Linked DNA regions of Homo sapiens: region 2 is linked to region 1. Evidence: chromatin loops called from intact Hi-C (ENCODE). Cell type or tissue: Caco-2. All regions are shown on one strand. Each heading gives the region's core, and the rest is flanking DNA. Links, peaks and the distances in the headings are about the cores only.

The links. Hi-C counts contacts between places; a loop is a spot of excess contacts. Peaks named below come from ENCODE experiments on the same cell type or tissue, not always from the same donor. Only the 100,000 strongest peaks of a DNase experiment are listed, where the experiment ranks them.
Region 2: it touches region 1 in a loop (6-fold over the local background); 2 of 110 quality-filtered maps call a loop at or near these places.

Annotation. Positions count from the first base shown.
Region 1 is chr20:5,525,490-5,533,960 of GRCh38, reverse strand. It overlaps the pseudogene RPS18P1. Among named protein-coding and RNA genes, the nearest start is that of LINC01729, 20 kb to the right of the region's middle. RefSeq lists enhancers at 3,851-3,920, 4,560-5,101. In Caco-2, for the core only: CTCF peaks have their summits at 4,144 (motif pointing left) and 4,869 (motif pointing left); DNase peaks (open chromatin) are centred at 4,140, 4,454 and 4,860; H3K4me3 peaks cover 723 bases.
Region 2 is chr20:5,199,877-5,211,828 of GRCh38, reverse strand. No RefSeq gene overlaps it. Among named protein-coding and RNA genes, the nearest start is that of CDS2, 79 kb to the right of the region's middle. In Caco-2, for the core only: a CTCF peak has its summit at 6,255 (motif pointing left); DNase peaks (open chromatin) are centred at 6,258 and 9,313.

The DNA.
Region 1 (8,471 bases), core at 472-8,471:
CACTGCCCAATAGAAACATAATGCAACCCTAGATGTATTCTAACTTTTCTTTTTGTTTGTTTGTTTTGTGGCAGTGACACGATCACAGCTCACTGTAGCCCCAACTTCCCAGGCTCAGGTGATTCTCCCACTTCAGCCTCCTGAGTAGCTGGGACTACAGGTACTTGCCATCATGCCCAGCTAATTTTGTATTTTTTTGTAGAAATAAGATCTCACCATGTTGCCCACGGTACTCTCGAATTCCTGAGCTCAAACAATCCACTCACCTTGGCCTCCCAAAGTGCTGGGATTACAGGTGTGAACCACCTCACCCAGCTAAATTTTCTAGTAGCCCTATTAAAATAAGTAAAAAGAACCAGGTGAAATTAATTTCAACTATATATTTTATGTAGCCCAATAAATCCAACACAAAAAAACATATTTTATATAACCCAAAACACTGCAACATGCAGAAAATATAGAAATGTTAAAAGGTATTTTACATCTTTTTTCTTCCATACTGTCTTTAAAATCTGGTGTGTATTTTATGTGTAGAGCACATGATAGTTTGACTTTTTTTTAATTTTTAAATTTTTATTTTATTTTGTTTAGGTATATAAACTATTAACAAACAAGGCCTACAAACTTATTTCTTCTTAGATACACCCATGGTATGGCCACAGCGGCCAGTGGTCTTGCTGTGCTGGCCTGGGACATGAAGGCCCCAGAAGTGGCATAGCCCTCTCTGGGCTCAAATCTTCTTCAGTTGCTCCAGGTTCTCACAGAGGTTGTTATCCAGACCATTGGCCAGGTCCTGGCTATATTTTCCGTCCTTTATATCTTTCTGTCTGTTTGAGAACCAGTCTGGGATCTTGGGCTGGCATGGATTCTGCATAGTGGTGATCACACATCCACCTTATGCTCAGTGAGTTCTCCTGGCCTCTCAGTGAGGTCAATGTCAGCTTTCCTCAACACCACAGGAGCGTATCTTCAACACACGCCCTTGATGGCAATGATGGCAAAAGCTATTTTCCGATGCCCATCAATGTTGGTGTTGAGTACTCACAAAATATGCTGGGACTTCTCAGGGATCACTAGAGACATGGTGGCAGCACAAATGGTGGTGTGTAGGTCTCTGGTGGAAGGAAGACAGAATGGAAAAGACCCCTTCTTTTTTTTTTTTTTTTTTTTAGAGACAGAGTCTGCTCTGTCACCAAGGCAAGAGTGCAGTAGCATGGTCATAGCTCACTGTAGCCTCGATCTACTGGGCTCAAGGGATCCTTCTGCCTCGGCCTCCTGAGTAGCTGGGACTACAGAAGCATGCCACCATGCCCAACTAATTATTTATTTATTATTATTAGTTTTATTTTATTTATTTATTTATTTATTTTTGAGATGGGGTCTCACTATGTAGCCCAGTCTGGAGTGCAGTGGCGCCATGCTGGCTCACCACAACCTCTGCCTCCCGGGTAGCTGGGATTATAGGCACGTGCCACTGCATCTGGCTAATTTTTGTATTTTTAGTAGAGATGGGGTTTCACCATGTTGGCCAGGCTGGTCTTGAACTCTGATCCGCCTGACTTGGCCTCCCAAAGTGCTGACATTACAAGTGTGAGCCACCGCACCGGGCCTAATTTTTTTTTTTTAAGATATGGGATCTTGCTATGTTGTCCAGGCTGGTCTTGAACTCCTGGCCTCAAGTGATCCTCCTGCCTTGGCTTCCCAAAGTGTTGGGATTACAGGCGTGAGCCACTGCACCTGGCCAGTTTGGCTTTTCAATGGTTAAAGTGAAATGAAGTCCTACCAAACCAATAAAGCTGTGATTAACAGAAAAATATTTTCTACTGCCTCAGTTTCTAGTTAATTTGAATTAAATTCAATTAAAAATTCAGTCCCTGATCACAGGAGCCGCATTTCAAGAGCTTGGTAGCCACATGTGGTTGGTGGCTGCCACAATGGACTTTGCAGCTCTGTGTGAAACCACACTTCCCCTACTGCTCTCTCAAAACGGGAATGTTTTCTTCCCTGTGCTTTTTGAGTATCTGTGGGCTTGAGGGTGGGGTGGGTGGGGTGAGTGTCTTTTCTGCCAGTCATTGCTGCTTTCCTGGAACATTCTTCCTCCTTCCCATAACAAACTGTTTCTCCCACACCCTGTGGTTACCTTCATCTACCAAAGCCTGGGTACAAACATTCTTCCTTGGAGATTTCACTTTCTGAATCATTGCCACTTTCTCTAACACTTTCCTGTCCTTGGTGATATCAGTAGCTTTGTAAATAATATTTCCAAAATACTGGCCTCTCAGTTTCCTGCCAGTGATCCTGTCATCTCCCCAGCCTTTCATTCCCATGGTCATATCCCAGAGCTCTCCTATCAAATAGCGACACCCTTTCCATAACGGAAATGACATGAGTCCCATTCCCCTCCACTGTTCACTCCCCCTGGCACCCTCCCTGTGCTGAGGCCACCAGTGCATCCATCCCAGCTTCTCTGCTCATGATCCACCTAATCTCATGCTCTCACTGACTGCCCTGCCAGCTGTAATGAGACTGTCAGCTGCTGGAATCTCTTCCTTGTGTGTGCTCAAGGCCCTTGCCCTGTCTTGCTCCATCACATCCCTCTTATTATTTTCATCTCACCTCCAAGTCTGAATCTGCACCCACACAGCTGAACCTGGCTGGGGAAAGCAAGCAGCACCTAAGGTCCCTCATGGTCATGGCCACTAACTGGCCTCAGTTGACCCCAAATCTATGACAGTTCCCTTCAACCTCCCATTCTCCTAGATGCTATTTTACTATCTGTAAAAGGACACAAAAGACCTCCACTTTGCTAAATTCATTTTCCCCCTGAATATATCACTTAGGAAAGTTAATGATACCCTGTTTTCCTGATTTGTAAAAGGCAGATAACGTTGAATATAACTTTACACAACTTAGGTAAATCACATATCAAAAGTCTGCTTGTCAAAAATTAGAGATGCTGGCTGGGCACGGTGGCTCACACCTGTAACCCTAGCACTTTGGGAGGCCAAGGTGGGTGGATCATTTGAGCCCAGGAGTTTGAGAACAGTCTAGACAACATGGTGAAGCTCGGTCTCATTATGTTAAAAACAATTTTAAAAAATTAGAGATGTTAGGCCTGGCATGGTGGCTCATGCTTGTAAACCCAGTGCTTTGGGAGGCCCAGAGGGTCACCTGAGGCCAGAAGTTCAAGACCAGTCTGGGCAACAAAGCGAGACTCTGTCTCTACAAAAAAATAAATAAATAAAAAATAAAAATAAAAACTAGGGGCTGTGGTGGTGCTTGCCTATAGTCTTAGGTAATCAGGAGGCTGAGGTGGAAGGATCGCTTGAGCCCAGGAGTTTGATGCTCCAGTGATCCGTGATTGTGCCACTGCACTCCAGCCTGGGCGACAGAGTGAGTCCCTGTCTCAAAAAAAAAAAAAAAAAAAAAAAAAATCACATGCCAAATATGCTCTGATAGGATTTGGAATTTTCCACATTAAAAAGAAAGAAAGAAAAAAAGGCCAGGCGCAGTGGCTCATGCTTGTAATCCCAGCACTTTGGGAGGCCGAGGCCGGTGGATCACCTGAGGTCTGGAGTTCGAGACCAGCCTGACCATGGAGAAACCCCATCTCCACTAAAAATACAAAATTAGCCAGGTGTGGTGGTGCATAACTGTAATCCCAGCTACTCGGGAGGCTGAGACAGGAGAATCGCTTGAACGCGGGAGATGGAGGTTGTGGTGAGCCGAGATCGCACCATTACACTCCAGCCTGGGCAATAAGAGAGAGACTCTGCCTCAAAAAAAAAAAAAAAAGAGAGAGAGAAAGCTCTGCCTGTTTACCCGATCCTAAGCTGAATGTTGCTAAGCTGAATGTCGCATCTGTGCCTGAGCTGGGTGGGTAAGCATGAACTGCTGAGCCTGGGGTGGTGGAGAAGACCTGGATTCCCTGTGGCTGTCCTGTCAAGATGAGAAAGATGTGCAGCAAAGAGACTGCGGCCGATAATCTTATGAACTTTTTTCTGACAATAAATTGCTAATTACTGTTCTTACTAATTCCAAGCTAAGGGCCATTCTCAATTGGTGTAGGATTGAGCGTATACATAATCACATAACCGAGACTTCCGCAGTAGAAGCTGAGACGCGCGCGCCACCTAGAGGGAGCCTTGTGTGCCGGGGGAGTGTGGGCCGTCAGGGAAGCAGGTTCTCTCTGCCTCTACTCGCTGTGCGTGCCATTACCAAGGTGCCTGAAGGTCTAATTCTTTCTTTCCCCATCTGTAAAATGAGGATAATAATCACTATGACAGATGGCTGCAGTAAAGTTTAATGCGACCATGCCTGTAAGGCATCGATAATGTGCCCCAAATCGTCTAAGTTTTCAGGAAATAAACAGCAGCAATTATAACACATGCAAGCCATGAACCCAAGTAGGTCATCTGCGCTGAACAAACCCTTTCATCGAGTATCGTTGACTTCTGGCTTCAGGTGCGACATACACACTCTGCACCAAAAGGTGAAGAATTCTGGCCACACTCAGTGGCTCACGCCTGTGATCCCGGCCCTTTGGGAGGCCGAGGCGGGAGGATCGCTTGAGCCCAGGAATTCAAGACTAGCCTGGGCAACATAGTGAGACCCTGTCTCTATTAAAAATAAATAAATAAATAAATAAATATTTTTTTTAAAAAAAGGTGAAGAATTCTGAACTACATAATCTCCTGTTACCCTTTGAATCTCTTCATCTACCTCAGAAATGCTGCGTGTGTTTGCAACACATCATCATAGAAACAGGCATCATGACCGTTTAAGTGTAGGGCTTTCCAGGATGGCAGAGGCATTATTAGAGGGCAGATTAATTGCTGTCATCTCAGTGTGCAGGAGCTTGAAATGCTGTGTGCATGTGCTGCCATCTTGTGGTACCTTGGGGGAACATGTATCTGATTATTCTGGAGTCGCTAGCTGACTGGGTGAGTTCTAACCTTTTTGAGCAGGGTTACATGTTACATACATATACACGGTACATAGGCACCCATAAAGCCACACCAAAAATGGTGTCCCAGACAGTGGGTTATTTCACCCATCAAATTATTCACAGGTTACTCTAAGTGTGGGAGAAGAGAGGACAAGGCACATCCGTGCCTAAGGAGGAAACACATGCCCCTTTGCAGACCCGGGGGGCTGTCCTGTGGAGGGAGGCCCTGTTTCCTAAGTGCTTCCGAGGGAAGCAGATCTAGGAAACTGAAGGCCTTAGAGATTCAGCTCAAGATGTACCAACTCTAGACTGAACTCCTCAGTTCTGCTGGTGTGCCAGCACTGCTCGCTCCCAGCCCCTCAACACACACCTTAACTCATTCTCTGGAAAGCTACACACATTCCAAGTAAGAGCGTGGCAGTGTCAGTCCCCAGGCTGCTCTGGACATTCACACACTGAAGGGCATTGGGGTTGTGTCCAGTTTGGGACTATTATGCATAAATCAGCTATAAACACTTGTCTACGGGCTTTCGTGTGAACTAAGTTCTCATTTCTGTTGGCTAATTCCGAGAACAGTTAAGTATTAGGTCATATGGTAGTTGCATGTTTAGCTTTTATTTTTTTTTTTTTCTTTCTGAGATGGGTTCTTGCTTTGTTGCCCAGGCTGGAGTGCAGTGACATGATCATAGCTCACGGTTGTCTCTAATTCGTGGGCTCAAGTAATCCTCCTTCCTCAGCCTCCAGAGCAGCTGGGAGGCCACCACACCTGGCTTATTTTTAAAAGTTTTTGTAGAGATAGGGGGTCTCCCAATGTTACCCAGGCTGGTCTCAAACTCCTGGGCTTAAACAATACTCCCACCTTGGCCTCCGAAAGTGCTGGGATTACAGGCATGAGCCACTGTGCTCGGCTGCATGTTTAATTTTGTTGTTGTTGTTTTGAGATGGAGTCTTGCTCTGTCACCCAGGCTGGAGAGCAGTGGCACAATCTCGGCTCAGTTCACTGCAACCTCCTCCTCCCAAGTTCAAGCGATTCTCCTGCCTCAGCCTCCCAAGTAGATGGGATTACAGGCAGGTGCCACCATGCCCAGCTAATTTTGTCTTTTTAGTAGAGACAGGGTTTCACCATGTTGGCAAAGCTGGTCACCAACTCCTGACCTCAGGTGATCCACCCGCCTCAGCCTCCCAAAGTACTGGGATTACAGGCGTGAGCCACTGTGCCCGGTCTTTTTACACTGTTTTTGTCTGGCTTTGGTATGAGGGTAATACCTGCTTTCTGGAATGAGTTGGGAAGGGTTCCTTTTCCTTCTATTTTCTGTAGAGTTGGTCTTAACTCCCCTTTAAATCTTTAATAGAATTCTCCAGTGAAACAATCTGGGTTGGAGATTTCTTTTTCAGGAAGTTAACTAAAAATTCAATTTTCTAATAGTTATGCAGCTATCCAAATTACCTATTTCAATTAGGTGAGTTGCGGTAGTTTGTACTTTACAAGGAATTGGTCCATTTAATCTAAGTTATCAAATTTATGTATGCAGAGTTGTTTGTAGCATTTCGTTATCCTTTTGATGTCCGCAGCGTCTGTAGTGATTTCCTCTGTTTCACTCCTGATATTGGTAACTGTGTACTATAATTTCTAAAATCTATAAGCGATATTAGTAATTTTTTTCTTCGTCAGTCTTGTCAGAGCTTGGTCAGTTTTACAGATCTTTTCAAAGAACACACTCTTGACTCCACCAACTTTTTCTAATGTTATTCTGTTTTTCATTTCATTGATTTCTGCTCTTTATTATTTCCTTTCTTGTGCTGGTTTTAGGCTTATTTTGCTCTCTTTTTTTAAGTTCTTCTTTTTTTTAAATAACATAAATATTGATGAGATCTCACTGTGTTGCCCAGGCTGGTCTTAAACTCCTGGGCTCAAGTGATTCTCCTGCCTCAGCCTTCCAAAGTTCTGGGATTACAGGCATGAGCCACTGTATTTGGTCGTTTTTCTAAGTTCTTGAAGGAGAGTTTAAGTTTTTCATTTGAGACTTTTCCTCTTTTCTGAGGTATGCATTTAGTGCTACAAATTTTCCTCTTAGCCTTGCTTTAACTGTTCTCACAAATTTTGGTATGTTGTGTTTTCAGTTTCATTCGTTTTATTCTATTTTAAAAATTTCCTTTGAGACTTCCTCTTTGATCCATGGATTATTTAGCATACATTGGCTAGTTTCTAAGTGCTTTGGAGATTTTCCTCCGATCTTTCTGTTGCTGTTCTAGTTTGGTTGCCAAGCAACTGGCCTTTTATTCCTTTCTGAGCCTGCCTGGCCAGTCTCTGGCTTTACCTCCTGGTATGTTGGTGTCACAAAGGGATCTTCATGACTTCACTGCCCTTCCCTCAGGTACTTGAGTCCGGGAACTGACTCTCAACCTGCCTTTGCCTACCTCTCAGTCTCAGAGGAACCCCTTCGTTGAGTTTTTTCCTCCTTTTGGCTCTTGCGTTTCTCTCACCCCATCTCACCTCCGCCTGTCCATCATGAGCCTATTCTATTCCCTGTCCTAAGTTTGCACAAGAGACAAACCTGAGGCTCAGATTGGGTAACACGGCCACAGGTTGACAGCCCAGATGTGATGAGCAGGAACAGAGAGAGCAGAGTCCCCAGGTGAATGGTCAGGCCTTGGGGACTTCAACAAAGAAAGGTGAGGTGCTGGGGCCTGGGGCTCTGAGCCTGAGGAATATAGGACACTGGGAGGACAGCAGGTGGAGTCATGGCTAAGGGGGCTGAGAACGTTCCTGTATCCTTGATTCTAACACTAGGATCAGCCCCAGGAAGACACACATGGGCCTTGACAATGGAAAACTTTGTGCTGGTGGGGTGTCCTAGAAGGGAGCAGGACAAGGGGGAGGAGCGTCTCTCAGTACCGGGTGCTGTGTGACAGGCATTGGGTGATGATCAGGAAAGAGGTTCCTTTCTATCATTTTGATATCTTATTCAGATTTTGCATGAATTGAACAGTCAACTTCTAAGAGGTTTTATTTCAGGAAACGGCAAATTCCTCCCCTTGCCTGTCCCCAGTACCTGCCCCTTAGGATGCCATTTTCTTTTCTTTTCTTTTCTTTTCTTTTCTTTTCTTTTTTGAGACAGAGTTTCACTCTTGTTGCCCAGGCTGGAGTGCGATGGAGCGATCTCAGCTCACTGCAACCACCGCCTCCCAGGTTCAAGCGATTCTCCTGCTTCAGCCTCCTGAGTAGCTGGGATTACAGGCATACGCCACCACGCCCAGCTAATTGTGTACTTTTAGTAGAGATGGGTTTTCTCCATGTTGGTCAGGCTGGTCTCGAACTCTCGACCTCAGGTGATCCGCCTCGGCCTCCAAAAGTGCTGGGATTATAGGCATGAGCCACCGCGCCCGGCCAGGATGCCATTTTCTCCTCTCTGTCTCATTTTTTTTTTTTTTTTTTTGAGACAGAGTCTTGATCTGTTGCCTAGGCTGGAGTGCAGTGGTGCAATATCAGCTTACCACAACCTCCATCTCCCAGGTTCAAGCT
Region 2 (11,952 bases), core at 2,236-10,235, 320 kb after region 1:
AGGGGCTCAAGCTTGTAATCCCATAGCTATGGGAGGCTGAGGTGAGAGGGGGTGGGGAGGGAGGATCACTTGAGGCCAGGAGTTCAAAACCAGCCTAAGCAATATGGCAAAAGCTTGTCTCTACAAGCCTTAAAAATTAGCCAGGCATGGTGGCACACGCCTGTAGTCCCAGCTATTCAAGAGGCTGAGTGGAAGGATCACCTGAGCCCAGGAGGTCAAGGCTGCAGTGAGCCATGATCGCACCACTGCACTCCAGCCTAGGCAGAAAGTGAGACCCCATCTCAAAAGAAGAAATTATTATATAAAATAAAAAGTAAAAAGAAACAGGTAAATTTAGCTTATATAATTTTAACACATTATATCTGAAATATCACTGCAACCAATATTATCATTGCAATCAATATTAAAAATTATTAGTGAGATATTTTACATTCTTTATTCTGTCTACTGTCTTCAAAATTATTGATGTATTTTATGCTCATAGCATATCTCAGCTCCAACTGGCCAAATTTCAAGTACTCAGCAACAACATGCAACTGGTGGCTACCATACTGGACAATAGGGGCAGATGCTGTCAATTCCCTTTACATGTACTGGCCACTAGCAGCTTCTTACTGTAATAACCTTTGACTCTGCCTTGGCACTTCCTCTCAGCTGAACACACAGCAGACCAGAAGTGCTGAGGAAGAAATGCCCCAAGGAACAGCCCTCAATCAATGAAGATTTGCAGTTGGCAGATTAACATCCTACTCCCTGACTCCTTAGATGGAGCAGGACTTCAATTAAATTTTAATTGAAATTAATTTGATGTGATTCAACTTGTCTTTTACTTTTTTTTTTTTTTTTTTTTGAGATGGAGTCTCACTCTGTCACCCAGGCTGGAGTGCAGTGGTGTGATCTCGGCTCACTGCAACCTCCAACTCCCGGGTTCAAGTGATTCTCCTGCCTCAGCCTCCCTAGTAGCTGGGACCATAGGCGCACAACACCACGCCTGGCTAATTTTTGCGTTTTTAGTAGGAACAGGGTTTCACCATGTTGGCCAGGCTGGTCTCGAACTCCTGACCTCAAGTGATCTGTCCTCCTCAGCCTCCCAAAGTGCTGGGATTACCTACGTGAGCCACCATGCCCAGCCATCTTTCACTTTTGTTGCTTATGCTTCTGATTCCCCGTCCAAGAAATCATTGTGAAATCCAGTGTCATGAAGCTTTCCCTCTATGTATTCTCAGGGAAGTTGTACAGTTTCGGGTCTTACGCTTAAATCTTTAATCTATTTTGAGTTCATTTTTGTATATAAGATCCAATTTCAGGCTGGGCGCGGTCACTCATGCCTGTAATCCCAGTACTTTAGGAGGCCAAGGTGGTTGGATCACTTGAGGCCAGGAGTTTGAGACCCTCCTGGCCAAAATGGCAAAACCCCGTCTCTACTAAAAATACGAAAATTAGCCAGGCGGGGTGGTGCATGCCTGCAATTCCAGCTACTCAGGAGGCTGAGGCATAAGAATCACTTGAACCAGGGAGGTTGGAGATTGCAGCAAGGTGAGATTGTGCCACTGCACTCCAGCCTGGGCAACAGAACAAGACTCCATCTCAAAAAAAAAAAAAATTGTTTTATTATTTTGCATGTGGATAGCCAGTTTCCCCAACATCATTTGTTGAAGAGACTATCCTTTCCCCGTTGTGTATTCTGGGTACTCTTTTTGAAGATCAGTTGACCATATGTGCATATGTGTGTGGGTTTATTTCTAGGCTATCTATTCTGTTCTATTTGTCTACATGTCTGTTTTTATTCCATCACACTGCTTTAATTACTGTAGCTTTGTAATATATTCATATTTTGAAATCAGGAAGTATGATGCCTCCAGCTTTGTTCTTCTTTCTCAAAATTGGCTTGGCTACTGGGGGTCTCCTGTGGTTCCATATGAATTTTAGGATTGTTTTTTTCTATTTCTGTTTTTTAAAAAATGCTATTGTGTTAGCCAGGTGTGGTGTCATGTGCATGTAGTCCCAGCTACTGGGGAGGCTGAGGTGAAAGGATTGCTTGAGCCCAGGAGTTCGAGGCTGCAGTGAGCTGGGACGGCACCACTGCGCTCCAGCCTGGGCGACACAGCAAGATCTTGTCTCAGTAAATTTAAAATAAATAAATAAAATCTGTATTTAAAAAAAAAAAGTCTTTGTGATTTTGATAGGAATTGCATTGACTCTATAGATTGCTTTGGGTTGTATGGACATCTCAACAGTATTGTGTTCTAATCCATGAACACAAAATGTCTTTTCATTTATGAATGTATTCTTTAATTTGTTTCATTAATGTTTTGCCATTTTCAGTGGACAAGTCTTTTACCCCCTTGGTTTAGTTTATTCCTAAGTATTTTATTCTTCCTGATGCTACTGTAAATGAGATGGTTTTCTGGATTACCTTTCACATAGTTCACTGCTGATGCATAGAAATTCAATTGACTTTGTATATTGATCTTGTATCCTGCAACCTTGCTGAACTTGTTTATTAGTTCTAATAGCTGTTTAGTGGATTTCTTAGGGCTTTCTATATACAAGTTCATGTCATCTGCAAATACAAATGGGTTTACTTCTTCCTTTTATCTAGATGACTTATGATTTTTTTTCTTCCCTGATTCCTCTAGTTAGAACCTTCAGTACAATGTTGAATAGAAGCAGTGAAAGTAGACATCCTTCTCTTGTTCCTAGTCTTAGAGCAAAAGCAGTCAGTCACCATTAAGTATGACATTTGCTGTGGCTTTTATATAAATATCCTTTATGAGGTTGAGGAAGTTCCCTTCTCTTTCCAGCGTGTTGAGTGTTCTTATCATTAAAGAGTACTGGATGTTGTCAAATGGTTTCCTGAATTTATTGAGAAATAAATGTCTTCTCAGGGGAAAACAGAATTTTAATCAGTGCGTCCTAGTAGATGCAATAATTGTGGCATGGACAGGTTTGTATCCTGTGCCTTGGGTCGCTCCAGAAACACAGCCATTGGGTTTTCTCTATTGGGGACCAGCCAGCTACGGCCCTAAACATTCTTGGAGTGGCTTGCCATCAAGGGGGTGCTGCTCTGGAGCACAAGGCAAGTAGCCACCATCAATCCTTCTGAAATACATAGCTTAAAAAAATCACACTCTGACTTTAAATTTGGCATCAGCACTCAGCCACATTATAATCACACCAGCCAGATTTTTAATTAAGGCCTCAGGCTCCAAATAATTTGGGTGACACATTGATAACAAAATAAGAAAGAGTTATTGCCAAATGACATTTGATTGATGGGCTTGGACCTGTAAAGAGGATTGTCTTGAGACCCTTAACAATATAGTTGACCAAGTTGCTAAATCTTTATAAGCCTCAATAGCATAACCTATTAAATACGTAGAATAATATTTAGCTCATAAGGATGCTATGACGATGAAATGAAATGGTGCAAATAAAGAGACAGTCACAATACTTGGTCCAGGACAAGCTTTGATAAGTGTCATTAATAATTAACTATGAATAAGCCTTCCCACATAGTATTTCAATGATCCATTTTAAATGTCTCTCTTAATAACAACGGCAAGGCATTATTTGTTTTTGTACCTTATTTTTATGAATAAATGAAAGAACAATCCCAGCTAGTAAAGAAAGGAAAAGGAAGGGAGAGGAGGGGTGAGGAGGAGCACTTCTGAGCTCAGTGAATGACTAGGCTGAAGCTCCGTACTATGACTTTTCCATTTCCCTAAAAGCCTTCTGGTTATGTTCTCAGAAGCCACCACCTCTCTCCTCTCCAAAGGACCCCAACAGAATCTTAATCATCACGGATTGGCAACTTCACAACCTTAGCACGCTGACAAACAAAAATCAGCTGTCAATGACACAGAAGAGGCCTGTTTGTCCCCCTCCCACCCTGTTCTCATTCTTCAACCACCAAACCACCTCTCTAAACAGAGGCCGATCTAGGCCAGGCAAGGGAGAAAGATCAGCTATTTGTTGGGGAGCCCTGCTCTCTGGGAACTCAGCGAATTAACAGCAGGATGCCTGAGGGGTAGGTAGTCTACCACCTAGGGAGAGCAGAACAGGGAGGACAGCCAGCTTTTAAAACTCTGCTCTTAACAAAAAAAGAAAGAAAAAGAAAACAATCGGCTTTATTATGAACTTCATAAGGACAAGAACCAGGTTTTGCAATCACTCAAGGTATCTAATACAGTGGCCCTTTAGTCTAATTTATCAATTTTTTTCTTTTATAGTGAGCCTTTTTGTGTCGTGTTTAAGAAATCTTTGCCTACTCTGAGGTCATGAAGGTGGTCTCCTATGTTTTCTTCAAAAGCTTTATTGCTTTACCTTTCACATTTAGATGGATTTAAAAATCCATCTGGATTTTTGTTGTTGTTGTTGTTATGATGTGAGGTAATTTTTCACATGAATATACAATTGATCCAGCACATTTATTGAAATGACTGGTTGGGCACACTGACTCATGCCTGTAATCCCAGCATTTTGGGAGGCCAAGGCAGGAGGACTGCTTGAGGCCAGGAATCTGAGACTAGCCTGGCCAACATAGCAAGATCCTATCTCTATATATTAAAATAACATTTTTTAGAAACCAGATATTTAACACCAATGGTACAGTTTATTTAGAAAAGGCAGGAAACATGCTTCTTTCCTTTCATTAACTAGTTTTATAAATAGAGTTGGTTTGCCCACATCCTCCAATACTGATAACATGAATTTAGGTATTATTATGAATTCATGTACTTAAATATAATCAATGTGTTTCCATCAACTGCAGTTATTACCCTTACTGATGTTCAAAATGTCCCATGTTTAGGAGCCTCTTCTTGCTGGCTCTGCCTCATTTTGACATGACCCTACTGTTTGCTTTTTATGGCTTCCTTGCTTTCCGGTATGTTTGCAGCAATAAATAATGGACAGATAGAAAGTCTTTGGTCAGATAACAATCCCTCAAGGTTGACTGATGGCTCTGTAGAGTTCAGTGTGAGCAGCTACTTGTGCAACAGCTATGTTCAGGGGCAGGGAGACCCAAACCCAAGAGTAACTCCCCCACCCAGAATGGGGCCACCTCGGGGGTGACATGAAAAAGCCAAGCGACCGGGCACGCTGGCTCATGCCTGTAATCCTAATATGTTGGGAAGCCGAGATGGGCAGATCACTTGAGGTCGGGGGTTCAAGACTGGCCTAGCCGACACGGCAAAACCCTGTCTCTACTAAAAATACGAAAATTAGCTGGGTGTGGTGGCAGTGCCTATAATCCCAACTACTCGTGAGGTTGAGGCACCGCTTGAATCCAGGAGGAGGAGGTTGCAGTGAGCCAAGGTAGTGCCACTGCACTCCAGCCTGGGCGATAGAGTGAAACTCCGTCTCAAAAAAAAAAAAGGAAAAGGATAAGGCCAAGCACTCAGATCAGGAAGAAAACAGGGTGCCAGTGGGAGGAGACACTGAAATAATAACAGTAATATTTATGAAAACTCACTGTGTGCCAGAAGCTAGTCTAAGCTCTTTGAAAGTATTAATGTATTTAATCCTCACAATGATCCGGGGGTGAGTATAATCCCCGTATAGTATAAATGGTATTATCTCCTGTTTTACAGACAAGGAGACTGAAGCGCAGAAAGGTTAAATAACTTGCCCAAGGCCACACAGACACTAAGGGATGGAGTCAGGAATCGAACTCAGGCACTTCCCCAGCCCAAATGGAAAAGAAGACAAGCCATTCCTCCTTTATGGATTTGGTAAGGATGGCTGTGGAGGAGGTTCTAGCACCTGGACAATGCCATGAAATAGTCAGCATTCCAGTGTGAATTTCAGTTCGAGCTGGCCTGGGTGGGTTCAATGCAAGGTCAGCCACGGCTACCACTTCATTCCCCTCCCCTTCATTCCCAAGAACTCCCTTCCCTCTCTGTGCCCCTAGCCTCAATGTCCCGCCCTGCCTCTGCCTTTGCTGGAACATTTCTCTGCTTCTTCCCCGGCATCCCTGAGAAATTCACTTCTCAGCCAAGGTGGTAACATTACAAATAAAAGTTTAAAATAGTGCAAATAAAACTTTCTGTTGGATGATTACTAGATGCTAGGAGTAGACACGTGCTTTGCAAATTTTCTCAATTACCCTTATTTTATAGAGGGGGAAGCTGAGTTGTTAAGGGTTTTGTTCCAGATTACAAAGCTAGTGAATGCTGCGCTAGGATCCTCTGCGGATAAGGATGTCTCACTTCTAAGCCCTGCCTGTGCCTCACTCCTAAACTACTACTGCCCTCTGCTGGGCCCGTGACAGCACTGCCTCACTATGCTGCCTCACTATGCTACAGCAGCAGCCCCAGGCGTCTCTATCACAGAAAGGAAGGGGTGGCCAGGAAGAGTATTTCTTGTTCTCAAAGCTCCTGCAGAGCTCCTCAGATTGCACCAGTCAAAAACATATTATTAATATTCTTTGCTATTATGGACACTATTGGGGTAACTGGTGAAATCTGAATAAGGTTATATAACAGTAAAGGGGCATGTCTACGACTTACAAATAATTAAGAAAAAAAAGTGTGTGTGTGGAGTGAGAACATAAACAAATGTGCCAAAATGTTAACATTTGGAAAATTTGGGTGAAGGATGTAGGAAATTCTTTATACTATTCTTACAACTTTTCTGTAAGTCTAAAACTATTCAAAATACAAAGTTAAATAATTACAACTTCAGGAAGCCACCAACCCCAGCTCCCCAGATTCAGGAGGTTCTCTAATAACTGACAGATTACCAGAGGGCTCCCTCCTGGCCCCACTTCCTGATGAACACCATGGTCGACAGGGAATTTAGGGGCCCGTGAGGCTCTGGCGGGGAAGAAGCTCACTCTTGGGCAGTGGCTACGGGTATCGTCAGTGCCCACAGGATCCCATGAATGCCCCCTCTAACACATGCACTGGTGCACAACTACAGGCAGTGACTGGGGACCCCCAAAAAGGATAAGCTTGTGGGTATCCAGAACTGGTCAGCATAGTGAAGGGAGTGGGAGGCATTTCTCGTGAGGAAGAGTGAAAAGAACAAGATGGAAAACTTGGGAAGAGAAGGCTGGGCAGCAAGGGGAAGGCCAGGAGGCACTTAAGAATCATTGTAGACATGTGTTATGCAAAAGAGGAATCAGATTCAGTCTATGAGGTGTAAGAAGACAGAAGGAGGCCGGGCATGGTGGGTCAGGCCCGTAATCCCAGCACTATGGGAGGCCGTGGCAGGCGGATCACCTGAGGTCAGGAGTTCAAGACCAGCCTGGCCAACATGGTGAAACCTCATCTCTACTAAAAAATACAAAAATTAGCTGGGTGTGATGGCGGGCACCTGTAATCCCAACTACTCAGGAGGCTGAGGCAGGAGAATTGCTTGAACCTGGGAGGCAGAGGTTGCAGTGAGCTGAGATTGAGCCACTGCACTCCAGCCTGGGTAACAGAGCAAGACTCTGTCTCAAAAAAAAAAAAAAAAGGCAGAAGACAGGAGTCCTGGGCAAAGGCACTGGGAGGCACACACCATTCTGCCCTATAGCTTGTGATGTAGAATAATAGCACTGGATGGAACAGCAACATTACCTACCCCAGAAGGGTCACCTCGGGACATCCTGAGGCTCACCCTGGGGATGCTCCAGCACAGGGTGCTGACCAGTTATGATGGGTTTCTGAGAGGGGCTGGACTCACTAGAGGAAGTTTCAATCACTGTTTCTCAACCTCAGCTACACTTTGGAGTAAGTCCAGGGAACTGCTTTTTTTAAAACTCATGCCTGCATCCCACCCCCAGAGACTCTTATCTCATTGGTCTGAGATACTGCCTGGGCACTGGTAGTTTTTTAGGTTCCTCAGGCAATTCTAATGTGCAGCCAAGTTTGAGAATCAATGGCTTCAAAGGCTCTACCTCTAAGGCTCCTGGAATCTACGAGAAATAGAGACCATGTGGGCAAGATCAGAGAGCCCATCTTAGCTGCAGGAATAACTTCAGTTGCCTCAGTCAAATCCACCATCGGTCAAATCTTTGCTGCAGGAATAACTTCAGTTCCCTTGGTCAAATCCAGATCAGAATTTACCCTGAACCTAGACTCAGTCTGATGGATGTGCTTTTTACCCTAAAAATGTGTTTAAGTTTGTTAAAATTGAGAAGTGATATTAACGGAAATGGCACAATGGTGTTTATTTCATTTGAGAACTCCCTAAGTTTTGGTTGATTTGGGAACTGGCAGTGTCCTTTGGTAAATATTGGATGGCGTGTAAGTGAGTACGCCATGGCCAGGCCATGAGTCCATCTCTGGGACTTCCCACCCCGACTGCCTGGCCTCTAAATAATCAAATAGAGAAGTTACTCTTGCTTTGTTTCCCTTCCTCTCCTTTCCCAGGAGACCAAAAGGTAAAGCTGCCCTTTCTTCTCAAGGGAAGAGCACTCAGGCCTCTAGAATTCTGGCCCCAGGAGAAAATTAATAGCTGCTTCTGCTGTGAGGTGGGAGTGGGGCCACCTGAAGGCAACTCTACCCAGGCCTTTCCCCAGGCCTGAAGGCTGGATTGTCTTATTGAAGGGAAGGGAGTAGCCCTAGCTAAAAAGTAGATCCTCAAGTCCAAAACGACGGAGGGGCTCATCTCCAGACCTTAGCTCCTCTCCGTCGATGATTTTATCCAGTCTTCCGGCTCCTGGTGTAGAATAACGCGCACACCCTCATCACTCTCAAATTTCTATTTCCATCTCGGACTACTCCCCAGGACTGGACATCCCTGTGTGGGTATCTCACAGGCATCTCAAACCTAGCGTGTCCAAACCCAAACTCCTGACTGACCCTCTCTAATCCACCTCCCACCTGCACCTGTCCTCCCACAGCCGTCCACAGTTTAGAAATGGCAGCACCATCCTTCCGGCCGCCCAAGCCAACTTCACAGCCCTCCTTGACTCCTCTTCGTCCCTCTCCTCCATACCTAATCCTTCTGCAGATTCTGACAATCTGACCATTTCTCACCACCGCCCCACTCCCATATCCCCTGCTGAGCCACGTGTGTGTGTGTGTGTGTGTGTGTGTGTGTCTGTGTGTGTGTGTCTGTGTGTGTGTGTGTCTGTCTCTCTCTCTTCTGGATCGCTGCTGTTGCCTCCTCTCTGATCACCCTGCTTTCACCCTTGGCCCACTGTAGTCTGTTCTCAACATAGCAGCCCTTTGCAAACAAACACCACTTTGACACTCCTAGGCTCTGAACTCCCCAACAGCTTCTTATCTTGCTCAGAGTAAAAGCCAATGGCCTTGGCCCTGTGTAATTCCCCTGGGTTTCCTGCCAGTGCTCCTCCCCACTTCCCTGCTCCATCCACCCTGCAGTTCCTCCACAGCACAGGTGTCTTTGCACTTCCCCAGATACCTGAACAGCTCCCTCCCCCACAGCCTCGAGGTGTGTCCATTTGCCCAAACACCACCTCTGCAGTGAGGCCTTCCCTGTTCACCCTATTTAAAATGGCAACCTCTCCCTACCAGCAATCCCTCTTCCCTCCTTCTGGCTACATTTTTCTCCATCTAACATCCTTTCTCAGGTTTGTCGTTCTTCCCTAAAATGAGCTCCATGAAACAAGGACTTTTTGTTGCAGTGTCTGGACAGGGCCTACCCCAGAGCAGGCACTCCACAAGTGCTGGCTGAACACACAGCCAGCGGCGGCTCACGCCTGTAATCCCAGCACTTTGGGAGGCCAAGGTGGGTGGATCACCTGAGGTCAGGAGTTTGAGACCAGCCTGGCCAACATGGCGAAATCCTGTCTCTACTAAAAATATAAAAAAATTAGCGGGGTGTGGTGGCACATGCCTGTAATCCCAGCTACTTGGGAGGCTGAGGCAGGAGAATCACTTGAACCTGGCAGGCGAAGGTTGCAGTGAGCTGAGATCCAACCACTGAACTCCACCCTGGGCAACAGAGGGAGACTCTGTCTCAAAAAAAAAAAAAAAAAATTGTATTGCCTAGGTTTTCTTCTAGGGTTTCTATGGTTTTAGGTCTAACATTTAAGTCTTTAATCCATCTTGAATTAATTTTTGTATAAGGTGTAAGGAGGGGATCCAGTTTCAGCTTTCTACATATGGCTAGCCAGTTTTCCCAGCACCATTTATTAAATAGGGAATCCTTTCCCCATTGCTTGTTTTTCTCAGGTTTGTCAAAGATCAGATAGTTGCAGATATGCAGCATTATTTCTGAGGGCTCTGTTCTGTTCCATTGGTCTATATCTCTGTTTTGGTACCAGTACCATGCTGTTTTGGTTACTGTAGCCTTGTAGTATAGTTTGAAGTCAGGTAGCATGATGCCTCCAGCTTTGTTCTTTTGGCTTAGGATTCACTTGGCAATGCGGGCTCTTTTTTGGTTCCATATGAACTTCAAAGTAGTTTTTTCCAATTCTGTGAAGAAAGTCATTGGTAGCTTGATGGGGATGGCATTGAATCTGTAAATTACCTTGGGCAGTATGGCCATTTTCACCATATTGATTCTTCCTACCCATGAGCATGGAATGTTCTTCCATTTGTTTGTATCCTCTTTAATTTCATTGAGCAGTGGTTTGTAGTTCTCTTTGAAGAGGTCCTTCACGTCCCTTGTAAGTTGGATTCCTAGGTATTTTATTCTCTTTGAAGCAATTGTGAATGGGAGTTCACTCATGATTTGGCTGTTTGTCTGTTATTGGTGTATAAGAATGCTTGTGATTTTTGCACATTGATTTTGTATCCTGAGACTTTGCTGAAGTTGCCTATCAGCTTAAGGAGATTTTGGGCTGAGACGATGGGGTTTTCTAGATACACAATCATGTCATCTGCAAAGAGGGACAATTTGACTTCCTCTTTTCTCAACTGAATACCCTTTATTTCTTTCTCCTGCCTGATTGCCCTGGCCAGAACTTCCAACACTATGTTGAATAGGAGTGGTGAGAGAGGGCATCCCTGTCTTGTGCCAGTTTTCAAAGGGAATGCTTCCAGTTTTTGCCCATTCAGTATGATACTGGCTGTGGGTTTGTCATAGATAGCTCTTATTATTTTGAGGTACATCCCATCAATACCTAATTTATTGAGCGTTTTTAGCATGAAGCATTGTTGAATTTTGTCAAAGGCCTTTTCTGCATCTATTGAGATAATCATATGGTTTTTTTCGTTGGTTCTGTTTATATACTGGATTACATTTATTGATTTGCGTATGTTGAATGAGCCTTGCATCCCAGGGATGAAGCCCACTTGATCATGGTGGATAAGCTTTTTGATGTGCTGCTGGATTCGGTTTGCCAGTATTTTATTGAGGATTTTTGCATCGATGTTCATCAGGGATATTGGTCTAAAATTCTCTTTTTTGTTGTGTCTAACCTAGGCAATACCATTCAGGACATAGGCACGGGCAAGGACTTCATGTCTAAAACACCAAAAGCAATGGCAACAAAAGCCAAAATTGACAAATAGGATCTAATTAAACTAAAGAGCTTCTGCACAGCAAAATAAACTACCATCAGAGTGAACAGGCAACCTACAGAATAGGAGAAAAATTCTGCAATCTACTCATCTGACAAAGGGCTAATATCCAGAATCTACAATGAACTCAAACAAATTTACAAGAAAAAAACAAACAACCCCATCAAAAAGTGGGCGAAGGATATGAACAGACACTTCTCAAAAGAAGACATTTATGCAGCCAAAAGACACATGAAAAAATGCTCATTATCACTGGCCATCAGAGAAATGCAAATCAAAACCACAATGAGATACCATCTCACACCAGTTAGAATGGCGATCATTAAAATGTCAGGAAACAACAGATCCTGGAGAGGATGTGGAGAAATAGGAACACTTTTACACTGTTGGTGGGACTGTAACTAGTTCAACCATTGTGGAAGTCAGTGTGGCGATTCCTCAGGGATCTAGAACTAGAAATACCATTTGACCCAGCCATCCCATTACTGGGTATATACCCAAAGGATTATAAAACATGCTGCTATAAAGA